Linked DNA regions of Homo sapiens: region 2 is linked to region 1. Evidence: chromatin loops called from intact Hi-C (ENCODE). Cell type or tissue: heart right ventricle. All regions are shown on one strand. Each heading gives the region's core, and the rest is flanking DNA. Links, peaks and the distances in the headings are about the cores only. Region 1 overlaps PDZD2 (PDZ domain containing 2). Region 2 overlaps PDZD2 (PDZ domain containing 2).

The links. Peaks named below come from ENCODE experiments on the same cell type or tissue, not always from the same donor. Only the 100,000 strongest peaks of a DNase experiment are listed, where the experiment ranks them.
Region 2: a loop joins it to region 1, with 3 times the contacts of the local background. A loop is called at or near these places in 2 of 110 quality-filtered maps.

What each region holds. Positions count from the first base shown.
Region 1 is chr5:31,655,118-31,670,554 of GRCh38, reverse strand. All of the region lies in intron 1 of PDZD2 (PDZ domain containing 2), which reads right to left. Among named protein-coding and RNA genes, the nearest start is that of PDZD2, 24 kb to the right of the region's middle. In heart right ventricle, for the core only: a CTCF peak has its summit at 5,705 (motif pointing right); DNase peaks (open chromatin) are centred at 6,741 and 6,949; H3K27ac peaks cover 787 bases.
Region 2 is chr5:31,779,593-31,795,029 of GRCh38, reverse strand. All of the region lies in intron 1 of PDZD2 (PDZ domain containing 2), which reads right to left. Among named protein-coding and RNA genes, the nearest start is that of PDZD2, 150 kb to the right of the region's middle. RefSeq lists a silencer at 14,626-14,905. In heart right ventricle, for the core only: no CTCF peak of the experiment used is centred there; a DNase peak (open chromatin) is centred at 8,855; H3K27ac peaks cover 3,767 bases.

The DNA of each region.
Region 1 (15,437 bases), core at 4,036-8,035:
ATCCCAGCTACTCGGGAGGCTGAGGCAGGAGCATCGTTTGAACCCGGGAGGCGGAGGTTGCAGTGAGCTGAGATCGCGCCACTGCACTCCAGCCTGGGCGACAGGGCGAGACTCCATCTCATAAAATAAAATAAAATAAAATAAACGCAAACTAAGACAAGTATTTTGCTCAGTGCTGAACCCCCAATGTTTAGCTACCTCCTGGGCACAGTAAATCTTCACCAAAAGTATTTGTGGAAGTCAAACTAAAGTCCTGATATGACTGAAAAATCCAAAACCAGCAGCAACCAAAACACTGGCAAAAACCCCACTGATGGCCTGAGCAGTGTGAGCCAGAAGGATGTATGTACATTTCTTCTCCTTGAGTTTAGGTTCAAACACCCTGAAAACAATGCCTCCTAACTACAGGAACAACTGAATTGCTAAGCATCAGGGAGGAAAAGGGGTGAGCTTAGCAGTTAGGAGTGCCCGCTCTGCAATCCAGAAGAGCAAGGCTCAGATTCCTCACCCGCTGCTTCCTAAGCTCCTTGCGTTTCAGTTTTATCACCTGTAAAATGGGAACATTAATAGTGCCTGCTTGCAGGGTCGTGGAGAGGATTTAATGAGATCCAGGATTTATTAAAAGGTTTAGTATAGTCCTGGCTCAGAGTAAACACTCAGCAAATGTTCTCAACATTATTATTACTATTATTATTATTTTACGGCCCATTTAAGACAGCCTTCATGTTTCTTCGGGTGATAGATGGTAGCAGAGCAGATAGATGGTAACAGACACTCAACAAACAGTTCTTGTAAGCATCAGCAAAGTAAGCATCCAAGAGTAGAATGTAAAAAGCCTGTAAAGCCTCTTCTTTTACAAATGCTCCTAATAATTTTTCCTGTTGATTGATCCCACCTCTGTTACTGTGAACTTTGGAAAGCCATTCAATCTATGTGAAGTCCTGCAAGTCCTATCAGTAAAACTTAGTATTAGATAATGTTAAGGCCCCTTGCAGGCTTCACTTTGAGATGAAATAACTCCCAGGAAAGTGTGGCAAGAGCCAATCCACACGGGAGATGAGGCCAGGACAGGGGGCAGCCAGGAAGCAGAGTTTCTCCCTACCATTGACATTAGGGGCTGGATAGATCTTATTTTTTTTTTTTTTTTTTTTTTGAGACAGGGTCTCACTCTGTCACCCAGGCTGGAGCGTAGAGGCACAATCATAGCTCACTGCAGCCTCAAACTCCTGGGCTCCAGTGATCCTCCTGCCTCAGCCTCCCAAGTGGCTGGGACTACAGATGCATGCAACTACCCCTGCCTAATTTTTAAAATTTTTTTGTAGAGGTGGTCTTGCTATGCTGCCCAGGCTGGTCCTGGCCTCAAGTGTTCCTCCCTCCTGGGTCTCCCAGACAGGTGGGATTACAGGCATAAAGCAACACGCATGGCCTGGATAATTATTTGTTAAGAGAGGACGTCCTGTGCACTGTTAGATGTTTAGCACCCCCAGGGACACCAAAAATGTCTCCAGACATTGCCAGTGTCCCCTGGGGCAAAGTCACCCATCGCAGAGAACCCCAGTAATGGAGGTTTGCTTTTACCAGTGACCCACAGATAGGATCCAGCCCTGAGGTCCAGCCCCAGCCCCACTTGGGAGTGGAGGTCAATGCTACTCCCTTGCCTTGGTTTGTCTATTTTAATTTTTATTAAAACAACAAAAACAACACCACCAAGAAACTCCTGGGATGCTGTTTCTACATTTTTTCCCCTCTTATTCTTCATTATTTACTGCACTTCATTAAAAAGCAGGCCCTTTGGAAATAACCAAGCATTCATTGCAGATTTTGAATTATTTTGTTTTCCCTAGTCTATCATTAGCCATATTTGCCCACAAATAAGATTAATGTTTTTAAAGCTCATCTACTTGCAACCCCAAAACATAATCCCCTCCTGGGTTATTACTATCCGTTTATGACGTTAGGAACAGCAGGAGACCGCAACTCCAAAACCCAAATGATCCTGACATGCAAATATGTCATGAAAAACACAAGGCAAAAGATTTCAAAGGATTTATTAGCAACAGAGCTGCTGTTAACCAGCCAGATCCAAGGATTTATTTGGGCAATGGTCAAAGTTGCTCTATGGGACAATGAGACCTGAAGTTCTCTGCAGAAAAGTCAGAACACTCTCACAAGCCAGACACTTGCCCGGTGGTGGGCAGCCCCGTGGTTCTAAGGAACAGAAAGGAGTGGTTTGGTCTTCCACCAACTTCCATTGGCTTTCTCTGAACAGGGGCCACAAGGCTGTTTGTGTTCATCAATTCCTTCCTTTTCACCGAAAAGCAAATTCCTGTAAGATTGGAAAGCAGACCTCCATCTCTGCACGCATTCACCAACACAATGAAAAAAGGCAGTTTGGGCCAAGTGCAGCGGCCCACGCCTGTAATCCCAGTACTTTGGAAGGCAGAGGTGGGCAGATCACAAAGTCAGGAGTTCAAGACCAGCCTGGCCAATATGGTGAAACCCCCGTCTTTACTAAAAATACAAAAAGTAGCCGGGCGTAGTGGTGGGCGCCTGTAGTCCCAGCTACTTGGGAGGCTGAGGCAGGAGAATCGCTTGAACTCAGGAGATGGAGGTTGCAGTGAGCCGAAATCACGCCACTGCACTCCAGCCTGGGCGAGAGATCGAGATTCCATCTCAAAAAAAAAAAAAAAAAAAAAAAAGGAAAAAAAAAAGGCAGTTTGTTCTCTGCAGACTTCCCCTCTACCTTCCTGAGCAGGGCCCAGCAACATTGCCCCACTGCCTCCTGCCTTCTGGTGAGCAGGGGTCAGGGAGCCCATGACTACGCCTTCAGGAGTGAGCTGTTGAGGGGCAGGATCGCTGCAATGAAGGGGAGTCCAGGTAAAGGCACGTCCCATTCCATCACCGTGGGCACTGCTGCTTTCCCTGCTCAGGGCCCTTGCACTGGCTGTTCCTTCTTGGTGGCCCTCCTGCCCTGGAATCTGTGCCTGCCTGATTCATTCTTATAGCTCAGGCCTCTCCTCATTGTCACTTTCTCAGAGCAGCCTTCCCAGCCCCCACTATCCAGCAAGGTCCCCTCCATCCCTCCGTAGTCCCTTAACCTGCCTCATTTTTCTTCCGGAAGCACCTAGTTCCACCTGAAGTTTTATTGCACATTCTCTGGTTTCTGTTTCGTGTCTGTCCTCCCACCTCCTAGAATGTGGGTGCTGAGTAGGCTAGGCGTTTTGAGTGTCTCACTCACCCCTGTATCCCTAGTGTCTAGAAGAAGGGGACCAGGCACACAGCAGGCAGCAGGTACTCTTTTTTTTTTTTTTTTTTTTTTGAGACGGAGTCTTGCTCTGTCACTCAGGTTAGAGTGCAGTGGCGCGATCTCAGCTCACTGCAAGCTCCGTCTCCTGGGTTCAAGCCATTCTCCTGCCTCAGCCTCCTGAGTAGCTGGGACTACAGGCGCCCACCACCACGCCCAGCTAGTTTTTTGTATTTTTAGTAGAGACGGGGTTTCACCGTGTTAGCCAGGATGGTCTCGATCTCCTGACCTCGTGATCCGCCCACCTCGGCCTCCCAAAGTGCTGGGATTACAGGCGTGAGCCACCGCGCCTGGCTGGCACACAGCAGGTACTCTATCAATATTTGGTGAATGAGTGAATGTTTGGGCTTGGGCTAAGAAGTCACAAGAAACACTGAGGACCACCCACAGGCTGAGAGTCTGAGGGTTCCTGAATGGCTGCTAATCAAGAACTGGTCTATCTGATCTTAAAGACGGACCCCATATCTTGGATATTTTGCCTTCAGTTTCTGCATTTATCATTACGCTCACAGTGAAATTACTCTCTTATGGTATACAGGCCCAGCGCGTGGCCTCAGAAAACCATGCTTTCAGACTGGAGCGTAGAATAAGAGAAACCGACTGTATTCTGTCCCAATGGGGTTAGCTCAGTCCCCTTCCTAAACCATTCTGCCAAGTTTGTTTCTGAGCACCCAGCTCATGGTTCTATTTTTAGGGAACTCTAATGGTAACCTAAACAGTAGAAGCAACCATCGCCTTGTAAATGCAGGATCAGCAAGCCCCTTGCATGTATGAACTTGTCAAAATAATCGCAAAAGGCGCTTTCCCTTGAGATCATCAGAAATAATTAGTAAGAAAATATTTTTTTAATAAGGAGATAAGCTCGGCTGCAGGAGAAATATGCTCATTTCTCGTATTTAAAAATTAAAACCCCATGCTCCTTTACAAGATCCTGGGGCTGTTGGAACTGGAAGATGCATTCCATGATTGTTCTGACCCTAGAGGAGTCTACTTTCCCTCCACCTTCTGCTCCAAGACTGAGGCTGGCTGGATAACCATGTCCTTCTCCTCCCTGGTCAAAGAGGATGTTTCCCTAGGAAGGGCCCTGCCTCGATCTCGATGTCCCACTCCTCAACTGGCATTTGAAAATTTGTACCATTTATTCCCTAGAAATAAACCCTCAGAAACAACTCATAAAACCCACTTGTAGAAATGTAGGTTCCTGAACTGATGTGATCTGGGAGCCCACGCTGCCTCTCCACCTCCAAAGGGCTGGAGTTCTCCCCTCTAAGCTATTGGAAAATTGAACGTGTGAATGAATGAGGTCCCGTCCTCACTTCCCTATCACCTTATGGCTCCCCTGCCTCTCTTTTCTCTAGAGGCTGAAGTTTATGTGTGTAAAACTTCCATCTGATTAGCAGACATGCCTTTTCATGGGCTCTTGGATTAGTCTTTTTTCACACTGATACAAAGAACTACCTGAGACTGGGCAATTTATAAAGAGAACAGCTTTAATTAGTTCACAGTTCCGCGTGGCTGGGAAGGCCTCAGGAAACTTACAATCATGGCAGAAGGTGAAGAGCAAGCAGGAACCTTTTCACAAGGCAGCAGGAAAGGGAGGGGGGGGAGGGGGAACTTCCAAACACTTTTAAACCATCGGATCTCATGAGAACTCCCTCACTATCACAAGAACAGCATGGGGGAAACCGCCCCCATGATCCAATCACCTGCCCCCAGGTACCTCCCTGGACACATAGGGATTACGATTTGAGATGAGATTTGGGTGGGGACACAGAGCCAAACCGTATCAGCTTTCAAACCCCAATAAATAAAAATCGCCTTTCTTTGCCTCCATAAAAGACCAGAACACAAGCTGAATTTGTGGGTCCAGGAAAGGCTTCTTGGGGGAATGCTTTCCACGCTTGTCCCTGATGGAATACTGCACTAGCCACAGGAAGGGCAAGGTGAAGTGGGAGAAAAATTCCAGGGACAGGAAAGAGCAGGTGCAATGGTGTGAGAGATACACACGGGGAAGAGGCAGGCTGGAGAGGTGAAATCAAGCTCAGGAGGAGAAGAGGGGAAATAAGGAACAATGTGTGATGACTCCCCGCACCAAATCCAGGTTAGGTGCCTCTCTTACCCGCCTGGGTGGTATCCCAAGTGCACCCCCTGCAGTAAAGTACTTATCAGACAGTAGCAGAAATAGCAGGCAAACACCACAATTCCATATATTCCCCCTTCATAGTGTAGACTCCTTGCGGGCTACCTTTTCCAGCTCCCTTTGCATCTGAGCAGGGCTATTTGGTTAGTTCTTGCTAATGAGATGTGAGAGGACGTGAGGTGTTTCACTCCAACCCAAGGCACTTCAGAAGTAGATGCACCTTCTCGCCACCATCTCCTCCCTTCCACCAGTTGGGGGCAGAGTACTCGCAGCCCTAGGACATTGGTGGGGACACAAGATGGAGAGAATCTGAGTCCCTGAATCACCATGTGGAGGAGAGCCACCTGCTGACCAAGGATGAGTGAGATCATGAGAAATCTGGGCTATTTTTCTTGAGGACTTTTTCTTTCCTCTTCCAATTTTCTTTTGTGGTTTTCGGCTCTGTATGACACCCATGCTGGGGAACAGAACCTTGAAACGGTTGTTCCTAGGATGGTCTCTGCCGTCGTATGAATCACAAGACAGCCGGGGCAGGTTTGGCTGTGAACCATTTGTGGCTTTGGTGTAGAAATTTAGTGTGTGTGTGCATGTATTTCTGTGTGTGTGTATGTGTGTGTACGCATGCATGCGCCTGTGTGTGTGTGTGTGTGTGTGTGTGTATGCATGCATGCGCATGTGTCTGTGTATGAGTGTGATGGCCCTGGCCTGTATAAGATTTCTGCTTCCTGGGATTTGAGCCCTGCACTAGGCTGTTTGTGAGAGAGAAATGATTTTTTGTTATGTTAAGCCGTTAAAACTTGGAGGTTTCAGCTGGGTGCGGTGGTGCGTGTCGGTAATCCTGACTACTCAGGAGGCTGAGGTGGGAGGACTGCTTGAGACCAGGAGTTCAAGACCAGCCTAGGCAACACAGCAAGACCCCCATCTCAAAAAAACAAAACAAAACAAAACTTGGAGGTTTAATTGTCACAGCAATAGCAACTATCATTACCCTAATACACAGGCTAGGTAATATTTACTTATTCAATTGTAGATAATGTTCTCTAGACAGTAAGAGACCCCTCTATATCATCACCGCCTAGTAAAAGCTGGATATTAAGTGAACATTTGTTGAATAAAAATAGTCCATTGGTTAGAAAAAGGGCTCAAATCCTAGTAAGCAGTAATCTTCTTACTTTGCCATACGCCATCACACTCACACACAGATACATGTGCAAGCACACACTTGTGCCCGCATACACACACACACACACACACACCCTAAACTTCCACACCAAAGCCACAAACGGTTCAGGGCCAAGCCTGCCCCAGCTGTCTTGTGATTCATACGACAGCAGTGACCATCCTAGGAACAACCCTTTCAAGGTTCTGTTCCCCAGCATGGGTATCACACGGAGCCAAATACCGCAAAAGAAAATTGGAAGAGGAAAGAAAAAGTCATCAAGAAAAATAGCCCAGATTTCTCATGATCTCACCCGTGAGTCAGATTTGCATTTGGGATAACAACTAACCAAGTAGACCAGAACAGTCTGTCTGCAAGATGTGGGCCTGCCAATTTCAACAGCACAGAGAAGGCACGCTTCTTAAACTGGCTTAAAAGGACAAATCTAGTACACTTGTTTATTTTTTTTTCTTAAAAAAATGCCAAGGTAAAACAACCTCCTGTTTAAAAGTAGTTCTATAATTACCTTTTAAACACTGAATGCCAAGTACCTGTATCTTGCCATTTGGGGCAGTGGGGAAAAGTCCTACCAAACGGTCTTCACTGTGTGACCCTTAGAAAGCCACCTCAGCTCTCTGGGTTGAGATTTGTTCATTTATAACATACAAGATTAGAATAGACAATCTCTAAAGTTGGAGGAAGAAATCATCATCAGTGGAAGGGAAACTGAATTTTTCATGCCTTGCAAGTCTTTTACTATTAATGGAACTTATTCCTAACAGAAACAGGATATTTTTTATGGGTAGCTTAATTTAGATCAATTTGTTCATCTAAGACAGAAAGTGAGGTCCAAGGCATTGTGGACGTGAATGGATCTTTAGTAGTGAGGGGCAGGAAAGGGATGATTGTTTTCATGTGAGAGGTGGTGCCGTGGCCTGAATGTCCGTGTCCCACCCTGCAACCCCAAATTCATATGCTGAAATCCTAACCTCCATAGTGATAGCATTAGAAGGTGGGGCCTTGGCCAGGTGAGGTGGCTCACACCTGTAATCCCAGCACTTTGGGAGGCCACAGCGGGTGGATCACAAGGTCAGGAGATCAAGACCATCCTGGCTAACACGGTGAAACCCCGTCTCTACTAAAAATGCAAAAAAATTAGCTGGGCGTGGTGGTGGGCGCCTGTAGTCCCAGCTACCCGGGAGGCTGAGGCAGGAGAATGGCGTGAACCTGGGAGGCGGAGCATGCAGTGAGCTGAGATTGCGCCACTGCACTCCATCCTGGGCTACAGAGCCAGACTCCGTCTCAAAAAAAGAAAGGGGATCCAAGAGAGCTGCCTTGCCTCTTGCCCCATGTGAGGATGCAGCTAGAAGGCACCATCCCTGCCTGGGAGCAAACCCATCCCAGACTCCAAATCTGCTGGTGCCTTGATCTCAGACTTTCCAGCCTCTGGAGCTGCAAGAAATAAATTTTATTTTGTATTTTATTTATAAGCCACTGAGTTTATGGAATTTTTGTTATAGTGGCCCAAAAGGACTAAGACAGGCAGCATGTGGATTCTGGAGCTCCAACTGTGTGTCAGGACGTTTTCTTCTTTTACAGATAAAAGAGGCTTTAGGAATTATTTATTTATTTATTTATTTGAGATGGAGTTTCATCCTTGTCGCCCAGGCTAGAGTGCAATGGCGTGATGTCAGCCCACTGCAACCTCTGCCTCCCGGGTTCAAGTGATTCTCCTTCCTCAGACTCCCAAATAGCTGGGATTATAGGCATGCACCACCACGCCCAGCTAATTTTTGTATTTTTAGTAGAGACGGGGTTTCACCATGTTGGCCAGGCTGGTCACGAACTCCTAACCTCAGGTGATCTGCCCACCTCAGACTCCTAAAGTGCTAGGATTATAGAGGTGAGCCACCACGCCCAGCCGACTTTAGGAATTATTAACTGCAACTGCTTCCTTCTAAGGGTGAGGAAACTAGGACCTCAAGAGGCCAGCTACCTCACCCAGGATGACGTGTCTGGACTACAGCTGAGAGTGTTGGTGTCTGGGCCACCCAGGAGTCTTTTCACTCTCCCATCATCTTCCCCTGCCTGCACCTTGTACAGTTACGACATTTACCTTTTTGCCCCTGAATATCTCTGATGAAAAAAAAAGAAAAAAAAAAAAAACCAAGGGAGGAACTACTTATTTCTATCTATCTTTAGCCTTGGGGATTATTGCTGGATTTCATTTACTCAAACTGTCCCTAATCCTCAAGCCCAAAGGCTAAGAAACTCTCTGAATAGTCACGTAACAAAGTTAGGATCAGGTGCAAGATGGAAAAGTGATCACATACTTTAGAGCGTGTAAGAGGAGAAGAGAGGATAAGTTCTCCTTAGTGTTTCAAGAGTGTCAGCTAATGGGTGCTATAAAAATAACCACTCACAGGTTATCTGCAAGTTGAGTCTCTACAGCTTGGGTTTCAGATTCTTGGCTCGGCTGTCCCCTTGGACTCCTTTCCTCCCACCTGGTGACTGTCCCAAGCTGATTCCTCCCTGTTTTGATGCGTATCTGCTGTTTTAATCAGTCCTCTGCTTCCTACCGGGACAATGTGTCAGAGGCAAAAGTTAAAATAAGGTAAATATTTGCTTACATATTCTTCCTATACCTCAAGCCAATTCCCCTGTAATGTATGACATCTTTTCTGTTGAGTTTGTAAAATAAAACCCAGGACTGACCTCCTCAGCATGAGCCACACAACAGGCTGCTATTTTAGCAGCAGCTCAGAACCTCCGAAGCCAGGACCTGCATTTAATTAAAAGCCATACTAAGCAAATGGAAGAGCTAACCCTTTCTCATTTGTTTCTTTCCAAGCCTCTGCAAACTGGAGGTGGTGGCTTATGAAGAAAATTGCACTTGGATACAAGAATTACTTCTTATAGGCCCGTCACAGTGGCTCATGCCTGTTATCCCAGCACTTTGGGAGGTCAAGGTGGGATGATCATTTGAGGCCAGGAGTTCAAGACCAGGCTGGACAATATAGCAAGACCCCATCTCCACAAAACAAAACAAAACAAAAAATTCACTGGGCATAGTGACACATGCCTGTAGTTAGTCTAAGCTACTCAGGAGGCTGAGGGGGGAGGACTGCTTGAGCTCAAGAGTTTAAAGCTGTAGTGAGCTATAATCACACCATTGCACTCCAGCCTGGGCAGCAGAGACTCTGATATGGTTTAGCTTTGTCCCCACCCAAATCTCATCTTGAATTGTAGTTCCCATAATCCCCATGTGTCATGGGAGGGACTCAGTGGGAGGTAATTTAATCATGGCAGCAGTTACCCCCATGCTGCTGTTCTCATGATAGTGAGTGAGTTCTCTCAAGAGCTGTTAGTTTTATAAGGGGCTTTCCCCTCTTTGCTCGGCACTTCTCTCTCCTGCCACCTTGTGAAGAAGGACATGTTTGCTTCCCCTTCTGCCTTGATTGTAAATTTCCTGAGGCCTTCCCAGCCATGCGGAACTGAGAGTCAATTAAACCTCTTTCCTTTATAAATTACCCAATCTCAGGTATTTCTTCATAGCAGTGTGAGAATGGACTAACACAGACCCCATCTCTAAAAAATTTTTTTATAAAAAAATTTTTAAAAGAATTACTTGTTATAACAATAAAGTATCCATAGAAATGGAGAGGAAGAATAACATGCCAATAGATATGGGGACATATTTAAGGAGAACTTGGGCTCCAAATTTATTTAATCTATGAATCAAAGAATTGCTCCTTTCTATTATCCCTAAAGGTTGAATTGTGCCAATGAGGATATGCAGATGATTCCAATCTATTGAATTGAAATTTGTCTGTAACACCAAGTGGAAAGCAGTGGCTTACCAAAAACAGTGGACTGTGGGGACACCAGGTCTCCTTTAAAAGTCTGACTACCCAGCTGGGTCACCTTAGGAAAATTACCTGATCCTCTGAGCTTTTGGTTCTTCTCAATTCGATAGGGCTAATAATCTATTAGGGAGCTTAAATGAAATGATGTCGACAAAGTATGCAGGATGGGCTTATTAGCTGCTGAATTAAACCTCAAAGTTGGTATCAGCATTTGAAGCCACCCAGCTCAATCTTGTAACATCGGTCCTCCAACCTCTGCCGCAGGAAAAGGAAACTTACAACCTCCCAAGGCACTCCACACCAGTTGGAGACAGGTACAACAGATAGAAAAATTTGCCCAGCATAGGGCTGTATGTCTTTCCCTTAACTTCAATGCTTTGGCCCTTATTCTGGCTTCCAGACCAGAAATGAGAATAAGTCTTAGCAGTCCTATACAAGAAAAGCCACTGAAATAGTTTATCCAATGGATAGTGGTTGCAAACTCCCCATGTACAAGTATACAGAGCCATAGAGAGGTGAGGGATGAGTCTGAGTGTCTTGTCTCGGGGGCTAGTTGAGTGGGGGTGACACTGACCAAGCTGGGGAGCAGAGGAAGAGGTTTATATGGGGAAAATGGTGAGCTTGGCTTGGGACATTGTTACTCTGGAGTAGCTGAGGGTCAACCAGATGGAGATGGCGGGTAGACACTTGGATGTGTGAGTCAGTGCTCAGGAGGAGGGTTGGGTCTAAAGGTACAGATCTGGAAGTGATCAGTACATAGGTGGTGACTGAAGTTGAAGATGTGGCTCAAATTGCCAGAGGGTGAGATGAGAACCTTTGTTTAAGAGGCAAAGTATGAAACCAATCAAAAAAGTAGAGGGAGAATAAAGGTTTTGCAAAAGTAAATTAAAGGGCTCCATGGAGAGGAGCTCAGAGAGACTGAGATTAAGTATTATTTAAAGAGGTAGGAGAAAAGCAGTGTCTGAGAAGTGGTGTCAGAGAAGCCAGGAGAATAGAGTTTCATAAAAGAGCAGTGCCAACCAAAGTCAGTATGGAAAAGATTCACTGGGAGGCAGGGGAAGAGGACCACGGGTGAACACGGCGAGGGCATTTCAAGGAAGAACTGGGAGCAAAATCAAACTACACCATCCATTGTGGAATTAATGAGAGATTTAAGAAGTGAAAACAGGCCAGGCGTGGTGGCTCACGCCTGTAATCCCAGCACTTTGGGATGATGAGGCGGGCGGATCACGAGGTCAGGAATTCAAGACCAGCCTGGCCAACATGGTGAAACCCCGTCTCTACTAAAGATACAAAAACTTAGCTGGGCGTGGTGGCGTGTGCCTGTAATCCCAGCTACTCAGGAGGCTGGGACAGGAGAATCGCTTGAACCCAGGAGGCAGAGGTTGCAGTGAGACGAGACTGCGCCACTGCACTCCAGCCTGGGCGACAGAGTGAGACTCCGTCTCAAAAAAAAAAAAAAGTGAAAACAGCCCACATAGACCAAATTTTCAAATCATGGGGTTGTTAAGGATATAAAGACAAAGAGGTATTAGTTAAAGAAGGGGGAGGTTTAAACATGGTGGAGAGGAAACACAGACACAGAGAGGTTAACGGCAGAAAAGAAAGTATACTGATCAAATATGATCGTTACAGGCAAGAGAGGAGACACGCTCCTGAGCTCCTGGGGAAATCTTTGATAAAAGGAGGGAAATTTTCTCAGAAGCAGGAAGGAAAGAGCGCAGGCTGGAGGTGGAAATAGATCCTTTGTAAGTGAGGGAACAGGATGAACGGAGTTTCCGCTGATCATCCTCTGTGAAGAAAATATGAAGATTCCTTGCTGAGAGGGAGGGAGGAGACAGGGAGGTCAAAGTTTGAAGGGGAGGGGAAGAGTTAGAATAGACCCTGGGGTGACTGGGGCCCTGAAGACTGTCCGTCCACCTGTCTGCCAGCCTGTGGATCTGATGAGCTTAGAGACCATTATTCTGCGATTGCACCAATCCAAACAGCTGGGTGATTATTTTTTCTTTCATAGAAATGCTTAGCAGCTAGCACATAGGGGCAGAAAATGCCAGTGGTTGAACTTATTTTGTGTAGAGAATTTGTTGGGTGGGGGCAACTAAAGGAAAAAAGATAGGACGGTTAGAGTATTGGCAAAGAAGCAGATAAAGCGATGGTTCCTAGGGGTATGGGCTGGAAAGAGTAGGACTTGGAAGGCAGCTATTATCTTTCCTGTACATCTCTTCTACTAATGCCTCCTTTGCGGGTGTTGCCGGGAGCAGCACACAATAGTCAAGATGTGCAGGACTAGCGCCGAGGTCAACACTCTGTCCCTGGCCTCCTCAAACCTGGAATTTGCTCTTATTTCAGAGTCACATCCCAGTGCTGATGCACATGGATCACACGGTCTCATGACCTGCCTCCATGTTTTACACAAAGGCTGCTGTTAAAACAGGCTCCTGACCATCCCATAAAAAATGCAGGTGGTTTTTTTCAGATTCAAGTGCAGGACCTTCACTTGAGCCCCTTGGCTGACTTTTGCAAGGCTTGGCCTTTCCTGTAAGCCTATTTAGATTCTGATTCTGGTGTGAAATGAGGTCACTGTGTTTCCCAGATCTGGGTCATAAGCAAATGGGATAAATATGTCATCCACGTCTGTATTCAAATCGTTGATAAAAATGTTGAACAGGAGCAGGATAAAGCCAACGGTAGAGCTGTGCAGGACTCACTCTGGAACTTTCTCTCTGGATGAACACCTGTCCGCCATCCACTGTCCAGGCATTCAAGGGTCAGCTGCAAATCACCACATGCTGCTACTGTCCAGTCCACATAGCACCATCTTGCCCTCAAAGACATTGCACAGGACCATCCAAACACCTTGCTGAAAAGGCCAGATAGGCTACATCAACAGCTTTCCCATGATGTACAGGTCTAGTAACCTTATCCCCTTTGGATAAAAACACAATGTGCTTTTCTTTGCTGTTTCTTGTACATCTACGACCAGATGGAGATCGGTTTATGACATTTTCCAGCTTTATGACATTTCCTGTCTCAGTATGACATCACTCCCTCCACCCCCGAGCTGAGGGCTACAAAGAGCCACAAAGATGTTAAGAACTTCATTTCTAAACCCTCCTCCTTCTCCAGTGTATCGGGTTACCTGATCTCCCAGGCTGTTGAGGTGAAGAATGTCAACTTGATAATAAGACTACAATAGAAAAGCCACTACTTCTAATGGAGAGAGAGGGGCCCTATAAAGCAGCCCCTTTGCTCTGTCTTGGAGCTTCCTCTTAGAGCCCCTAAAAGGCAGTTAAAATTTTATTACTTTGAATCTGATTTAGAAAACAAAGCCAAAAGAGATTGTATCTGAGCTTTCTTGAATACATCATTTTCAAACATGGTACTGAAACCTTGGGATTTTAAATCTTAAAAGCTAAGTATTCAGTTGCTTTAAAAAATCATAAAATGAGAATGCTACAGATCAGCGATAAACCAGAGGGGACGATGCCAAGGTGTTTACGCTGAGTGACATCCCTTCCCCTCGGCAATGGTGCTTAGACGCTGTCAATACATTAAACAAGAATAGTCGAACCAATCCATCAACATCCCTTTACTGACTGCTGCTGGGGACACAGAGAGGTGAAAGAGATGGCTGAGTGCCCTTGGAGAGGTTCCAGCTGAGTCTGGGAGGGAAGGGAAAAAAGAAGACACCTCCATCAAAAGGTTCACCAACAAAGCAACATGTGCTAGGTAGCAAGTAAAAATGCCAGGTGTTCCGGGGGAGGCTGCCAGCCAGGGAAGGCGGGGAAGGCTTTTCAAAGGGAATGAGACTTTCCCTGGGCATTCAGAGATGGACAGAATTTAAGTAGTGGGCAGGTGGGCAGGTGAACATTCTGGGTGGGAGTATGGAATACATGCGCATAGCCCATTTGAGCAAATGAAGTTTATAATTAGCCAGATTCAAACCCCCTCTCTCTCTTTGAACGTAGAGACAAAAGTCGGATGCTCAACTGGGAAATTAACAAAGAACACACTCGACTCTGCAGCATGGGGTCTATGCCTGTGCATCGAAGTTCAGCCTAGGTTTCATAAATGGAAGAATGTCCACTCCAACCACTCTAATGAGATGATCCAATTTAAACCCTAATATGCTATCACACACAACACAAACTTCCTTTCTACCATCCACTGCAATTTAAGTTTTGAGACTAATGGATTTTCTAAGAATGCAACAACATATGCCACAGAGGCAAAGTCCTTAAAAGGAGAAAAACAACAGAGTTCAGATCTGGAAGGCAGTGGTTTGCAATGCTGGCTTCACTTTAGAATCACCTGGGGAGTCTTCAAAAAATACCAGTGCTTGGGCTATACCTCATACCAATTAAATCACCCTCCCTGGGGCATCAGTGTTTAAATGAAAAATACCAATGATTCTGATTCACTTTCTCGACAAGTATTTTCTGAGTGCCTGCTATAAGCCAAGTATTGTTCTAAGTGTTGATGATACATCAATGAACCAAATAGACACCACCTTCTAAAAAAAAAAAAATACCCTCATAGATTTTACATGGTAATGGCGAGAAGCAGGCAGAGAAGCAAATTACGTCAGTAAAATATATGATATATTAAAAAACTAGGCCGGGCGCAGTGGCTCGTGCCTGTAATCCCCGCGCTTTGGGAGGCCAGGAGGGCAGATCATGAGGTCAGGAGTTCAAGACCAGCCTGACCAACATGGTGAAACCCCGTCTCTACTAAAAATACAGAAAATTAGCTGGGCGTGGTGGTGTGCATCTGTAATCTCAGCTACTCAGGAGGCTGAGGCAGGAGAATCGCTTGAACCCGGGAGGCAGAGGTTGCAGTGAGCTGAGATTGCGCCACTGCACTCCAGCCTGGGTGACAGAGTGAGACTCTGTCTCAAAACAAAAACAAAAACAAAACAAAAATCTGATAATGTGCAATGGAGAAAATAAAGCTGAGAAGAGGGATATG
Region 2 (15,437 bases), core at 6,567-10,566, 120 kb before region 1:
TCACCCGAAATTCAGAGCCTAGATCCTTAACGTGGCTGGGGGTATAAAAGGATCCTCTGGTTTATCTAGACCTTGCCTTAAAATCAGATTCACACCGGGCTGTCATGTACTAGCTCTCCCTTCCAGATGTCCTGGATTCTAGACGTTCTCCTATTCTGACCTCTGCTAAATTCCAAGTTCTTCGACCTTCACCTAATCTTCCTATGCTCTTCTCACTTTTAGAAAATGCTATCATTTTAAAAGGAAACTAACTTTGTAAACACCTGCTATGTACCCACAAAAATTAAAAATAAAAAAAAATTTTTTAAAAGAAACCAACTATGGGCTGGGCGTAGTGGTTCATACCTGTAATCCCAGAACTTTGGGAGGCCCAGGCGGGCAGATCACCTGAGGTCAGGAGTTTGAGAGCAGCCTGTCCAACATGGTGAAACCCCTGATCTCTACTAAACAAAATACAAAAAATTAGCCGGGAGTGGTGGTGGGCGCCCGTAGTCCCAGCTACTCGGGAGGCTGAGGCAGGAGAATGGTGTGAACCCGGGAGGCGGAGCTTGCAGTGAGCCGAGATCGTGCCACTGCACTCCAGCCTGGGCGACAGAGCAAGACTCCTCCATCTCAAAAAAAAAAAAAAAAAAAAAAGAAAGAAAGAAACCAACTATGATTAAATATCTACTATTAATTCATTCAACAAATGTTGATTGAGTGTCTATCATGTGCTGGGTCCTGAACAAAACAATGTCCCAGAAAGCTTCTTGAAGCCTGTGTTCTGAAGATGGTGAATTATTAAACAAATGCAAAACACTATGACGTCAGATGGTGACAGTACTGTGATGGTAACTATGGTAATGTCAGAGGATAGCGAGAAGGTGACATTTGAGAGATTGAAATTGTGCCCCAAAGAATTAAAGAAACCAATAACAGAAATTTTTGTGTTGGTAGGATGACAGATTTTTTTTTTAAATTAGTAACTTGCTGAAAACTAAAACTCCCTGCACATGAGCTGTAAGAACTGGCTGAAATTGCTTCAAACTAATATGGCCACCTGGAGTTTGCACAGAATGAGCACGCTGAAATCACAGCCTGAATTTCCACATTTCATACTAACTCCGCCCAAATTTGCACACATGACCCATGAGTTAGCACGAAGAGACAACTGTGCGTGCCCAAGGGACTTTCCAGACCTCCCGTTTCCTTCAACTTTCAATATAAAGCTTTTTAAAAATTTTTTGAGACAGTTTCACTCTGTTGCCCATGCTGGAGTGCAATGGCGCGATCTGGGCTCACTGCAACCTCCGCCTCCCGGTTTCAAGCGATTCTCAGCCTCAGTCTCCCAAGTAGCTGCGCTTACAGGCGCAGGCCACCATGCCCAGCTAATTTTTTGTATTTTTAGTAGAGATGGGGTTTTGTCATGTTGGCCAGGCTGGTCTCGAACTCCTGATCTCAAGTGATTCGCCCGCCTCAGCCTCCCAAAGTGCTGGGATTACAGGTATGAGCCACTGCATCCAGCCATTATAAAGCTTTTCTAGTGCATGGGGCAGTCAGCCTCTCTTGCTCAATAACAAGTCCTGAATGAAGTGAGACACTGAGCCACAAGAATATCTGTGGGAAGGTTGTTCTGGGCAGAGGGAACTGCAGGTGCAAAGGCCCTGGGGTAAAGACTTGCCTGGCTGCCCGAGGATGAAAGAGGAAAGATGTAGCTACAGAAGAAATGAGGGGGAAGTGCCCCCACTCTGCTAGGAGCTTCCTTGTTTTCTTCTTCTGTTCCCCCACCCCCCACCCCACAATCCTCACAACCACCTTATAAAACAAGGATGTCTGGCCCTATTTTATCAACATTGGCTAATGTTTTCTGAGCATAACTGTGTGTGAGACACTGTTCTAAATAAGCACCTTTGGCCGGGCCCCAGTGGCTCACGCCTGTAATCCCAGCACTTTGGGAGGCCAAGGTGGGCGGATCACCTGAGGTCAGGAGTTCGAGAGCAGCCTGGCCAACATGGTGAAACCCCATCTCTACTAAAAATACAAAATTAGCTGGTTGTGGAGGCGCACACCTGTAATCCCAGCTACTAGGGAGGCTGAGGCAGGAGAATTGCTTGAACCGGGGAGGTGGAGGCTGCAGTGACCTGAGATCACACCACTGCACTCCAGCCTGGGCAAGACAGAATGAGAGTCTGTCTCAAATATAATAATAATAATAAAATTAAATTAAATAAGCACCTTCCATGGATTACCTTATTTAACTGCTACAGTGGTGCTGCAGGGAGACACTGTTAGTATTCCCCCTTTTATAGGCCCAGATAAATAATGGAATCAAAGGTTGGGTGCAGTGGCTCATGCCTGTAATCCCAGCACTTTGGGAAGCTGAGGTGGGCGGATCACCTGAGGTCAGAAACTCGAGATCAGCCTGGGCAACACGGTGAAACCCCGTCTCCACTAAAATACAAAATTAGCTGGGCATGGTGGCATGCACCTGTAATCCCAGCTTCTTCGGGAGGCTGGGGCATGAGAATTGCTTGAACTCCGGAGGCAGAGGTTGCAGTGAGCTGAGACTGTGCCACTGCACTCCAGCCTGGGCCACAGAGTGAGACTCTGTCTAAAAAAACAAAACAAAACAAACCATAATAATAGAATCAAAGTGGCGAACTAACATACCCAAGGTCTCACAGTTCATAAGTAACAGAGCCAGAACTAGAACCCAGACCCATTGGACTTGGCCTTGCTCCTTGTACATCAGCCTGCTGCCTGCCTGCTTCTGATGACCTTGCCCCCCTGAACTATACCTGACTTAACCAGGCCAGCACCCAGCCTGGTGGTCCCTGCTCCTCAGCCACGGATGGGCCTCATATGATAAACATGTAGTTTGTGTCAGAAGCGTGTGGCTCTCTACCTGATATTCATTCTCTCTTCCTTTATTTTGTTGGGAGTGGCAATGAATTAAACTAAAATGCAGTCTCTCTTGCAGGTATGGATAGCTATACAACATAGTTCTGGCCAATGGGATGAAAGTGGAAATTGTTGGGTAGGGTTACACCAACATTCCTTTAGGGAAGAGCAGAAATTAGAGGAAAAATAAACCCCTGTGTCGTTAAGTCGCTGTTATGTGGATTTTTACCAGTCCAACCAATTATCTGAATTACACCCCAAACACAGAATTCAGTGCCTGGAAGTTGGGGGAACTGAAAGTAACAGAACCTATAATGTGGAATTGGATGAGCAGGAGGGGTCAGGAAGCAGACGTTAAGGACTTGAAAGTTGCGGACTGGAAAGTGTTGACCCTAGCTGTTCAATGTGAAGTATCTGGTCAAATTGCCTACTGCTGAATGTTGCAAAGTCATTTACATGTTGACTGAGGTTGTGGAGCTAGGAAAAATGGTAAGAAAAATTTAGAATATTGGTAGGTGCTTTTTCTTTTTTAACCTTTTTTTTTTTTTTTTTTTTTTTTGAGACGGAGTTTCTCTCTTGTTGCCCAGGCTGGAGTGCAATGGCACGATCTCGGCTCACCATAGCCTCCACCTCTTGGGTTCAAGCAATTCTCCTGCCTTAGCCTCCCAAGTAGCTGGGATTACAGGCATGCGCCACCACACTTGGCTAATTTTGTATTTTTAGTAGAGGCGGGGTTTCTCCATGTTGGTCAGGCTGGTCTCGAACTCCTGACCTCAGGTGATCTGCCCGCGTCGGCCTCCCAAAGTGCTGGGATTACAGGCGTGAGCCACTGCGCCTGGCCAATAGGTGCTTTTTCACTCTCAGCAAAGTCTACAGCTCCCCAACTCAGTAAGCAATCAGAGATAAAGAGAACTATCACTTTGCTTAGAAAGGCCCTCTTGACATTGAGTCTGCAATCTAAATTGCCTGGGAAGCCCACATTATGGACCCTTGCAGGGTTACAAAAATCAGCTTTATCAGAAGCAGATAAGTGGTGTCCTACTAGCCGGAGTTTGTAAGTCTGCTGGCAAAAATGTGATTACCCAGCAGAAACCACGGTTTCAACTGTTCTCAGCAGCATACATTAAGTAGCATACATTAAGTTAAAATTCAGGCTGGGCGCGGTGGCTCATGCCTGTAATCCCAGCACTTTGGGAGGCCGACGCGGGCGGATCACGAGGTCAGGAGATCAAGACCATCTTGGCTAACACGGTGAAATCCCGTCTCTACTAAAAATACAAAAAATTAGCTGGGTGCGGTGGTGGGTGCCTGTAATCCCAGCTATTCAGGAGGCTGAGGCAGGAGAATGGCATGAACCCAGGAGGCGGAGCTTGCAGTGAGCCGAGATCGTGCCACTGCAGTCCGGCCTGAGCGAAAGAGCGAGACTCTGTCTCAAAAAAAAAAAAAAAAAAAAAAAAATTAGAGAGATAGGTGCGGATTCTAAGTTAAAAAGTAAAGGATTCAAATCATAAGGAATTGACCAGAAACACACAGACTAGATACCTTAAAAAAAACTCCAGCCCTGGTCCACAACAGCCTGGGATGCTTAAATCTCTACAGCAACCTTGCAACTCTTCCTCTCCCTCTTTCTCACCTGCAACTGACACCAACAAGTAAGGCTTCAAAAAATGTTCAGCCCCCAGAAAAGGTGTCCTTCCTGTGCCCATCACAAAAGTGGCCATGGTGGACAGTGAATGAAGAATGACCTCCCGGGGCCAGGAGCGGTGGCTCACGCCTGTAATCCCAGCACTTTGGGAGGCCGAGGTGGGAGGATCACCTGAGGTCAAGAGACTGAGACAATCCTGGCCAACGTGGTGAAACCCTGTCTCTACTAAAAATACAAAAATTAGCTGGGCATGGTGGCGGGTGCCTGTAGTCCTAGCTACTCGGGAGGCTGAGGCAGGAGACTCAGGAGGTGGAGGTTGCAGTGAGCCGAGATTGCACCACTGCACTCCAGCCTGGTGACAGAGCGAGACTCCATCTCAAACAAACAAACAAACAAAAAAGACCTCCCAGTAAGAGGCAAGGGCCATGGAAGGCCATAAACAAGGAGTTCCTTCCACCAGAGCAAGGGGTGGCCAGAGTGAGGACCCTTGCTATTCTTGGCCAGAAGGATTTGGTCATAGCTATGGACAGTGACCACGATATTTTCCATCTCTTCTTTTATAAATGGAATTTTTTTTTGTTGTTTGGAGAAGGAGTTTCGCTCTTGTTGCCCACACTGGAATGCAGTGGTGCAATCTCAGCTCACTGCAACCTCCACCTTCCAGGTTCAAGTGATTTTCTTGCCTCAGCCTCCCAAGCAGCTGGGATTACAGGCGCCCGCCACCACACCCGGCTAGTTTTGTATTTTTAGTAGAGATGGGGTTTCACCACGTTGGCCAGGCTGGTCTCAAACTCCTGACTCGGATGCCTCGGCCTCCCAAAGTGCTGGCGTTATAGGCATGAGCCACCACGCCCAGCCCGGAAGTTTTTATTGTACTTATTTTATACCTTTTCCAGTATTGTATTTTGGGGGTACCAAAGATTGCTCACAAGGAGCCCTATCTAGCACTGATGGAGAAGACCACATAACACCCAGAAGTCTGGGGCTCTAGTCTGGAAATGCTACCTGGATGAGGCTTGGGTGCCACCTCCCTTGGCCTATGCCTTGAATGGAAAGAAGGGTATGTCTCAGTAACCAAAGAAGGGGACTGTGGCAGAGAATTCTAGTTCCCTACAGAGTATCCTGCTCGCTTTTTCCTTACTAACAGAAACCCACCTATGTTCGAGGAGCAAGTGCCCAGCCAAAAAGCCATTTCTTAATGCACCTTCAGAGAGGAGTGGACATAAGATACAGTCCTGGCTCATGAAGTTTTTGGGAGAGGCATCCAGGGAGGCTCCTTTCATATAGGGTCTCTTTTTCCTTTTTCTTGCTTAGAATGCATATGTGATGGCTGGAGCTTTAGCAACCATCTTGTGACCTTGAGCAGCTATACCAGCCCCAGACATCCTACCTCCAGACTTCTTATTACATGAGAGAAAAACAGGCACCTATCTTGTCTAAGCCCTGTTAATTAGATATTCTGTTATAGCTGAATAAAATCCTTAGTGAATATATTGCTTTCATTCACTTTTCACCCTCAGATTCAAGGCCCTGAACATAATCCTGAGTCCTTCAACTTCAGTCCTGCTACTTTTCCAGTTAGCAGTTATTACTGAGTTCCTGCCTCGATTTGAGGGTTGCCAAAAAATACAGAGCATGTGTCTGCCCCTTAAAAAGGTGAAAGCACACATAAACTTAACCAGTGATACATTAGCATAGTTGTGCAGTCCCAGGTGTCTCACACAAACATACAACTGATTGAGAAACAGTGCAAATACAAACTACTGAGACTCCCTTAAGTCAGCTTAGGTTTTGGGAGAGCTAATTTTATTTTATTTATTTAATTTATTTATTTATTTTGAGACAGAGTCTCACTTTGTCACCCAGGCTGGAGTGCAGTGGCACGATCTCGGCTCACTGCACTCTCCGCCTCCCAGGTTCACGCCATTCTCCTGCCTCAGCTTCCCCGAGCAGCTGGGACTACAGGCGCCCGCCACCACACCCGGCTAATTTTTTGTATTTTTAGTAGAGACGGGGTTTCACCATGTTAGCCAGGATGGTCTCGATCTCCTGAACTCGTGATCCGCCCGCCTTGGCCTCCCAAAGTGCTGGGATTACAGGCGTGAGCCACTGTGCCCGGCCTTTTTTATTTTTGAGACGAAGTTTTACTCTTGTTGCCCAGGCTGGAGTACAATGGCACGATATCAGCTCACTGCAACCTCCACCTCCTGGGTTCAATCAATTCTCCTGCCTCAGCCTCCTGAGTAGCTGGGATTACAGGCACCCACTATCATGCCCAGCTAATTTTTGTATTTTTAGTAGAGAGAGGGTTTCACCATATTGGCCGGGCTGGTCTGGAACTCCTGACCTCAGGTGATCCACCCGCCTTGGCCTCCCAAAGTGCTGGGATTATAGGCATGAACCACGGCGCCCGGCCTGGGAGAGCTAATTTGTATCTGCCTACATGGCTGACTCTACACTAGATGAAGGGCTGTGCGTATGAGGCAGAGAATTTGATCTATCCTTTTATGCAACAAGGGTTGATTCTGCCAGGCACTGCGCTAGGCTAGAAAAGAAAAGATGAACAGCCTGTGGAGGCTGCGGTCCACTGGAGAAAGAGACCATAAAATAAACAGCAACAATAAAATGCGTAAAGACCCATGGAAGGTGCACTTGGGAGCATAGGATGGATTCTGAGAAGTGAGGCTTTCCAAGGTCAATGCTGAGGTTTTAGGGGATGAGAGAGGTGTTTCCATATATTAATAAATTATAGAAGGTAAGAACCTAGAAGGAACCTCAGGGATTACCTCCTCCAGCCTTCAATTTTATAGATGAGAGAAATGAACATCAAGGCAGGCCCAAGATCCTTCAATTTCTGGGTTTGATGACCTTTGAAGAATAGGAAAAAGAAAAAAAAAATGAATGAAATGGAAAAGGATAACCTGGCAGCTATTTTGAGACTCTATTACCTGAAGATATTATATGTCCTATGGACTATCTGTCCATATAAAAATGGGAATGAGTAGAAATTGCAGGTAGACTCATGAATATTGAAGGCCAAAAAACCCTAATGAATATTAGAAGTTATTTCTGTTCCCTACCTACTTCTAAAATATATTTGCTGTGGCTTCAACTGTGAGCTCTGCGGTTTAAGACTGTTTACTCAGGATGTCAGGATTTGGCCAGTTCTGGGTTAATAATATTTCTAGAGTTTAGATATCTCAATTCTAAAAGAGCATACTAATTGAGGAAAGAGGGCATTTACGAGGCAATGTGCATATTTGTACAATGGCAGTTCAATGCTTTGAAACAGTTGCTATCTACTGAATAGGTAATTGACTGAGAACAGTCAGGGCTTCTGTGTTAGCAGCAAGAGAGCCATGAGGTCACTGTGACTGCCCATTACCTTCTGATCATCCTGTCCATGTGGTATGGATCGGGCAGCCATGATACTACCAACCCACTCATTCACAACCCAGTAGATCACATCATCCACATATAGCATTATCACATATTCTTTAATTACACCAGAGTGATTTTTTTTAAAAACAGGATAGATATTTTACAAATCCTTTCATACCAAGTGTGCTGTTAGATGCTTCTGGTGTTTAGACTTTTGAGTACATAATCTATTTACTGTATTTAAATTCTTAGCATGTAACTACTCAGGATCTGACCTCATCATTAATTAACAATGATTCAAATATTTATAAGAGCCAGTAATACACTCTGCCACTAGCTAGCTGTACGGCCCCAGGCAAGTCATGTAAAATCTCTGAGCCTCAGTTTCCTTACCTGCCAAATGAGGTGGTTTTACTAAGTTTCTTTCCAGCTCTGGCATTCCCCCTACACCCCCCCAAATCTTGGAGCTAAGTTAGCGAGGCAGGGATGAAGTAGCTGGCCTCATTAGGAAGCATATACACAACCATGGAAGTTTTGAACTGCAGAGGAGATAGGCTAAATTGCTTTATCAGACTTTGAGTATCTGCCAAGACAAAGGAGGAGAGGAGCCCCAGGGGTGGTTTTATATTTATGTGCTTATAACCTTATCCCAGCTTTTCCAGAATACAAGAAGAAATATATCCTACTGAATAAAAGCTCTTTGGAACAGCAATAGAACCAAGGTTTCAAGAAGTGGGGAAGAACTTGCCTGGGGGGTGGGGTACAATAGGAAATCTGGGGTTTCCACTGAGGCCCCACAGCCTCTTGAATTTGGCAAGAGCCTAAACTGTGCGGAGACTGAGCTCCACCCTCTCCCTTCCCTGGACTGCTCGCCTGCTTGCTTGCAGGAGCTAGGGCTGGAGTGCCTGATGCAGAGAATGAATTCTCAGAGGAAACCAAAAGATCACGGAGCACAAAGGTTCAACCTTATGTCAACTGAGAAGCTCCCCCATTTCCCAGGCCTTGCTGTGGGAAAGGCCTCAGACAATGAGAAGGAAAGTCAAAGTCCATGGGAGTGAGAGGAACAAGAATCCTCAGCTGACCTCTTTCAGTCAGGAACTCAGAATTCAGAAGGAAAGATTTCGGAGGAGGTAGGCGAATATACTAACCCCGAGTCCCTCCATGACCCCTTTGCTACTCATGTGCCATCATGGCCCTTAATAGGGTGGGAGAGAAGTGATGTGGAGCGACTGTAAGAAGACGTGAGATAGCATAAATGGAGAGGAACTAGGACGAAAACCACCGAACCTTGGGGCGAGGTCTGGGGAAATGATGAGGTTGGATCCACCGTCACTCTAGATCCTGCTGTGGTAGGGGCATGTGCACAGTTAAAAGACAGGGCTGGGCAGGGTGCAGTAGCTCATGCCTGTAATCCTAGCACTTTGGGAGGCTGAGGCAGGAGGATCACTTGAGCCCAGGAATTCAAGAGCAGCCGGGGCAACATGGCGAGACCCTGTGTCTAGAAAAGATTGAAAAATTAGCTGGGTCTGGTGCTGCACACCTGTGGTTCCAGCTACCCGGGAGGCTGACATGGCAGGATCTCTTGAGCCCAGTAGTTTAAGGCTGCAGTGAGAGATATGCTCATACCACCGCACTCCAGCCTGGGTGACAGAGTGAGACCCTGTCTCAATATATTTATATATGTATGTATATATATATAATATATATGACATATATATGGGAAATATATATTTATATATATAAATATATAATATATATGACATATATATATGGGCTGGGAAAGGTCACTGCCAGGGAGGTGCCACAAGGTGACCCTGACCTTGGTGAACTTCCTACCATCCATGTCTTCAGGTTCTAAGGCTCGGAAACATGAATTCTGTCAGCACATTGCAAGGGCATCTATTTCTCATGTGTAAACATACAGTTACCAGCAAGAAAGCTCATTCATTCATTTTCAATTGGAAAGACAATTACTAAGTGGGCAGGATGTTTGCATCCACGTAATCAATGCATGCTTACCCTGAAGGCAGGATGCTGCAAAGGCAAACTTGGACTAAGGAGACCCAGGTGAGTACAGGAAGGGCTCTAGCTCAGGTAGCTTCAGGCACTCCCTCTCCCACACTGTAGTTGAGGCTTTGCAAAGGAAATTGTCTACTTAGCCAAGACTCCCCACTACTAGAAAACATTAGAAAAGTCATGACTACCTTTTTTTTTTTTGAGACGGCATCTCGCTGTGTCGCCCAAGCTGGAGTGCAGTGGTGCAATCTCGGCTCACTGCAACCTCCACCTCCCGGGTTCAAGCGATTCTTCTGCCTCAGCCTCCCGAGTAGCTGGGATTACAGGCATGTGCCACCACGCCTGGCTAATTTTTGTATTTTTAGTAGAGACAGGGTTTCACCATATTGGCCAGGCTGGTCTTGAACTCCTGACCTCGTGATCCACCTGCCTTGGTCTCCCAAAGTGCTGGGATTACAGGCGTGAGCCACCACGCCTAGCCTCAGGCATCACTAACTTCTTACTCTTAGAGTTTTTGTCCCTGTTTTGCACTGACCACCCCCCTTCTATTCATACCCACTTTCTCCAAAGTGCACATTATGACATCAATAAGTAATGATTTCTGATCTCTGAATTACAAGCACAATCCGATTTCAGTCCATCCTCCACAAGATCACTGTGATTTGATGTTTGTTTTCTACGTGCATTCAAGGACAATGTCTTACCTTGGAAACTTGGAGACTGGCTATCCAACCCTGTATGTTGTATTTACTAGTTTAATTCTCAAAATAAAAACTTGACTTCCTTATGTCTAAGTTCGGGGCTGCGAAGAAGGGACCTCACTATTGCCCCAGGTCCCGAGGACACCTCTGGATTTAGTGTAACTACAGGAGCTAGCAAAGTGGCCATGTGGGGCACTCACAGGCAGTTTTGATGCGCTCAGAATGGTGTCTGTGAATGCCTGCAGGAGGTGAGGACGGGAGGGACAGAACTAAAGTCACAAGCAAAGCCGGGATTTCATGTTCTTTTTTCCACTCTTGACCTGGAGCCCTACCGAGGAGCCTTATGCTCTGAATTTCCAGACAGCTCCTGCATTTCCCAGAGCCCTGAGGCCCTGTGGCAGCGTCCCAGTGCCACAGATGAGGGAACAGATTGAGAGGGGACCGGAGACTCAGTGACAGTCAGAGCACTATGTGTCCATGACGTCACTCGGCAAAAACTCCCTGCAGATTGGAAGGCAGGTTCTCATCCATTAAGCAAAGCCTTTCTCCAGGAAATTGGAAGCGGGAAAAAAATAAAACTTCTTTGTATTAGAGACAACATAGGCACAAGGGCACATCTCCACAGGGGAAATGTAGACGGTTGGGTACATTTAGGACAGGAGTCTAATGTTTCCATTGCTGAGGCCTCAGAGGGAGGTGCTATAGGAAATAGACACTCTCAGGCACGCTGCCGATCTGGGGAATTACCAAGATTAGCAAAATGGCCATTACCTGCCACCCACCAGGTTCCACTGAAGCATTTCCAACATACTTTAAGCACCCTGGTTGGACGACTCCAAGTTCAGTATCAATCTCTTTGTGATGCTGAGCACGCAGACTGTGCCAAGTGAGACACTAAAGAAACTATGTGAAAATAACCGAAGACTTGTTCTCAACTTGAAATCTCAAGTCTTCTCGCCTGAGGAGGTGATTAAAAACTTGGCCTCCTTCCCCGATGCGGATGCTCTAGCCCCCTGCCTGGCAAGCTCAGGTGCTCTCCTGCCCAGTCCTGTCCTCATCCTTCCCTCCCGTGTTCTCCAAGGCTCTCTCCATGACACCTTCCACCCAAGTCCTTTCCCACGAGTCTTAAGACCAGAAAAAAAAATGGAAAGAAAGACGCGTGCATGCTTCTGGTGTTCCCAAGTTCCACAAGATAAACACTGGTTAAGCCAGTGAGGAATGACTCCTCAGGCAGAAATCATTCATTCATCCAGCAAATATTTATTGAGTGCAATAAATCAAGTTTAAACCAACTTTATCTAAAATAAAGTTTAAACCAACTTCATCTAAAATAAAGTTTAAACCAACTTTAAATAAAAGTCCTCACCTTTGGGAACTTAAAATTTAAAGTGGTGGCCAGGCACGGTGGCTCACGCCTGTAATCCCAGCACTTTGTGGGGCTGAGGCAGGCTGATCACTTGAGATCAGGAGTTCAAAAGCAGCCTGGCCAACATGGTGAAACCCCGTCTCTACTAAAAATACAAAAATTACCCGGGTGTGGTGGCGGGCACCTGTAATCACAGCTACTCGGGAGGCTGAGGCAGGAGAGTTGCTTGAACCTGGGAGGCAGAGATTGTGGTAAGCCGAGATCGTGCCACTTCACTCCAGCCTGGGTGATAGCGCAACACTCTTTCTCAAAAAAAAAAAAAAAAAAAAAAAATCTAAAGTGGTCTTTCCAAGCCAGCCTGAACCCCAGAATCATCTGGGCTTCTTAAAGATACGCTAGATCCAGATCCAATCCTTAGAGATTCTGATTCCCAAGACCTGGGGGTGGTGGTAGCGAGCAGATACCTGTACTTGTAATGAGTGTTTTGGGTAACTGGTATAACATGGTCCTGGAAACTATTGATCAATTAGAACAAGAGGTGCCAACTCCTGCATGACTGAGACTGGGACCACAGGAAGAAGGTTAATTTTAACATCCTAATGTCTCCGGAGACTCCTCATTTCCCACCCATGTAGGGTTGTAAGATTCAGCAAATAAGAATGTATAGCTCCCAGTTAAAAATGAATTTCTGAAAACAAGAAATAATGTTTTAATATAAGTATGCTCCAAATATTGTAGTATATCTTAATGTAGGTATGTCCCATGTAATAGTTGGGACATATTTATACTAAAATATTATTCATTGTTTATCTGAAATTCAAATTAAACTGTCTGGTATTTTATATGGCAACCCTACTCTACCCCACCCCAAAATGAAGCTCTCAGAGTCTGTGACCTGCATGTCTGTCTGCCTTTGTGACATATGGAATCCCAGCCGGCACCCCTACCCTGCCTCAACAGGCCTTTCACTTCTTCCTGAATGCAGATAGCACCCATGGGCCACGGCCACCCACACTGTGCCGGCATAGAGTGAATGAGTCAGACCTGGGATCACAGCTCATCACCTGACTTGGAGGAACTTCTCTTCCTGGCCCCCCTGTTATCTCAGGCTCTGGTCTCATATGCCCAAATCTGCTCCTCACAGCCCAGCTGCCTTCCCTAAATGCCTCTATTCGCCCAAACCCTGTAAATAGTAGTCCCCTCTGGCCAACTGACCTCCTGAAATAGGCACTGACAAAATGAGACGTCTGTCTCACATTATACAACTGTGTTATAAGGATGAAAGAAGATCAGGAACAGAAAGAAAAGGTCAGAAATAGAAAAATGTTTGAAGTAATTACAAGAAGTAATCCACCAGTGATTTTCAAATCATGATCCTAGGACTACGTACAGCATTTAAACACAGCTGCTCTGATTCTATTAGTTTCATTTGCTTATGCTTCTGGGTAAGACTTTATTTGAATGAATTTAAGCAGCTAACACATTGAAGTATAGAGTTGGCGACCACTTCTAAGAGATGCTCACAATGGCCTATGGAGAACACTGTGCACTGTATACCCACCACTTCCTCCCTTTTTACCCCCTAACAGAAGCCTGGGTTTTTGTTTGTTGTTGTTGTTGCTTTTTTGAGATGGAGTCTGGCTCTGTCGCCCAGGCTGGAGTGCAGTGGCACAATCTCAGCTCACTGCAACCTCCAACTCCTGGGTTCAAGCGATTCTCCTGCCTCAGCCTCATGAGTAGCTGGGATTACAGACGTGCACCACCACACCCAGCTAATTTTTGTATTTTTAGTAGAGACAGGGTTTTACCACGTTGGCCAGGCTGGCCTTGAACTCCTGACCTCAAGTGATCTGCCCACTTCAGTCTCCCAAAGTGCTGGGATTACAGGTGTGAGCCACTGGGCTCAGCCTGAATCCCAGTTTTTGTGTAAGGATTCAACCATCCTCCTCCACCCATCAGGGGCCTCAGCTTTAAAGAAGGGCCTAACTGATCGGTGGTGTAAGTGACATCCTCCCCTTGCAGCAGGGTTTCAGGAATGAGCAGGTGACCCAACACTGGGAAATGAGACATGAGGTGACGCCTTCTAGAATCTTCTGGAGAATGTTGCCTTGCTCCTAAGACAAAGTGCTGAGATGTGATAGTCTCTCTTCTTCCTCTGGATGTTATCAGCTCTCAGTGACACGCCTGGAACTGCTGCTGCTACCCTGCTCCAGCCTAAATGAAGCTTAATCCTGGGGATCACAGAGTGAGAGGGAAAATGAGATTGGGACCCTGAGGACACCGCGGAACCACTGAATATCCTTCCTGCTGAAGCCGGTTTGGGGTGGGTTTTTGTAACCAGCCTCTTGAAAACATCCTGTTATATGTGTGCTTCTGTGCTTGGAGCTGTATATTAAAAGGAAATGTCTAAGACAGACATGCAAATTTAAACTTCTGAGATTCGCAGCAATAAAAGTGGATCTACCTGTCTTTATTTCTATCCCAGAGGGCAGAAATGTGCTCATCATTATTTCTCTATAGACACTGGCTTTCGCTTTTCTTTGACTTCGAATAAAAATGCTCTACTTTAATGTTCGTTGATGAAATATCAAAAATAAACTTACTCCTCCTTCTGGCAAAACCTCCATATTTAAACATTCTCAGAACCACAAGAAAAAGCACAAGGTGTTTGAACTGCCTTGTGAACTTAACTTTGGAACACAAGCAAAGGCAGAGGCTGAAGCCCCCCCGGCATCCTTAAGGCGCAGAATCCCACAGCCCATGGATAGATTCCTGTGCCGACTCCACCCCCCACCCCACTCTCACGTGCTTGACTTTTCCTGCCGCCTTCCCCTCCAGTGACTATTGAGCTCGTCCCCAGGCTCCAAGGGTAGAACTCCCACTCTGCAAACTTTCTACCAATGCTGCTTCTCCCATTTCATGCAGTTCCATAAACCCATTAAGTCAACTCTTCAGAAGAGGGCTGGAGGCTTGACTCTGGACTATTGACTCTGGAAAAGTGAGCTTGCTTCTCAGGGCTTCTAAGGGGTACAGTAAAGCCACCAGAAACTGGCGACGTCTTCAATCCTCTAGCGAAGACACAACTAAAGCAGTGAATGGCTCCAGTTCAGGAGTGCTTATTCCAGCACAGCAAGACAGAAACACAGCCAAAGTGGGCAAGAAAATACAATACAGATTAATCATGGACACTAATAAAAACGAACACGTGAAGCTGCCAAGGAGATGAGAACAGGCATACCAAACTGAGGCCAATTCATTCCCTAAATATTTACTGAGTGCCCACTACCCCGTGCCAGGCATTACCACAAATTGCTAAAAATACAAACTGAACAGGTTCTGTTTTTGGCTTCAAGAGATTCCCAATTTTTGGCCGGGCGCGGTGGCTCACACCTGCAATCCCAGCACTTTGGGAGGCCGAGGCAGGCGGATCACGAGGTCAGGAGATCGA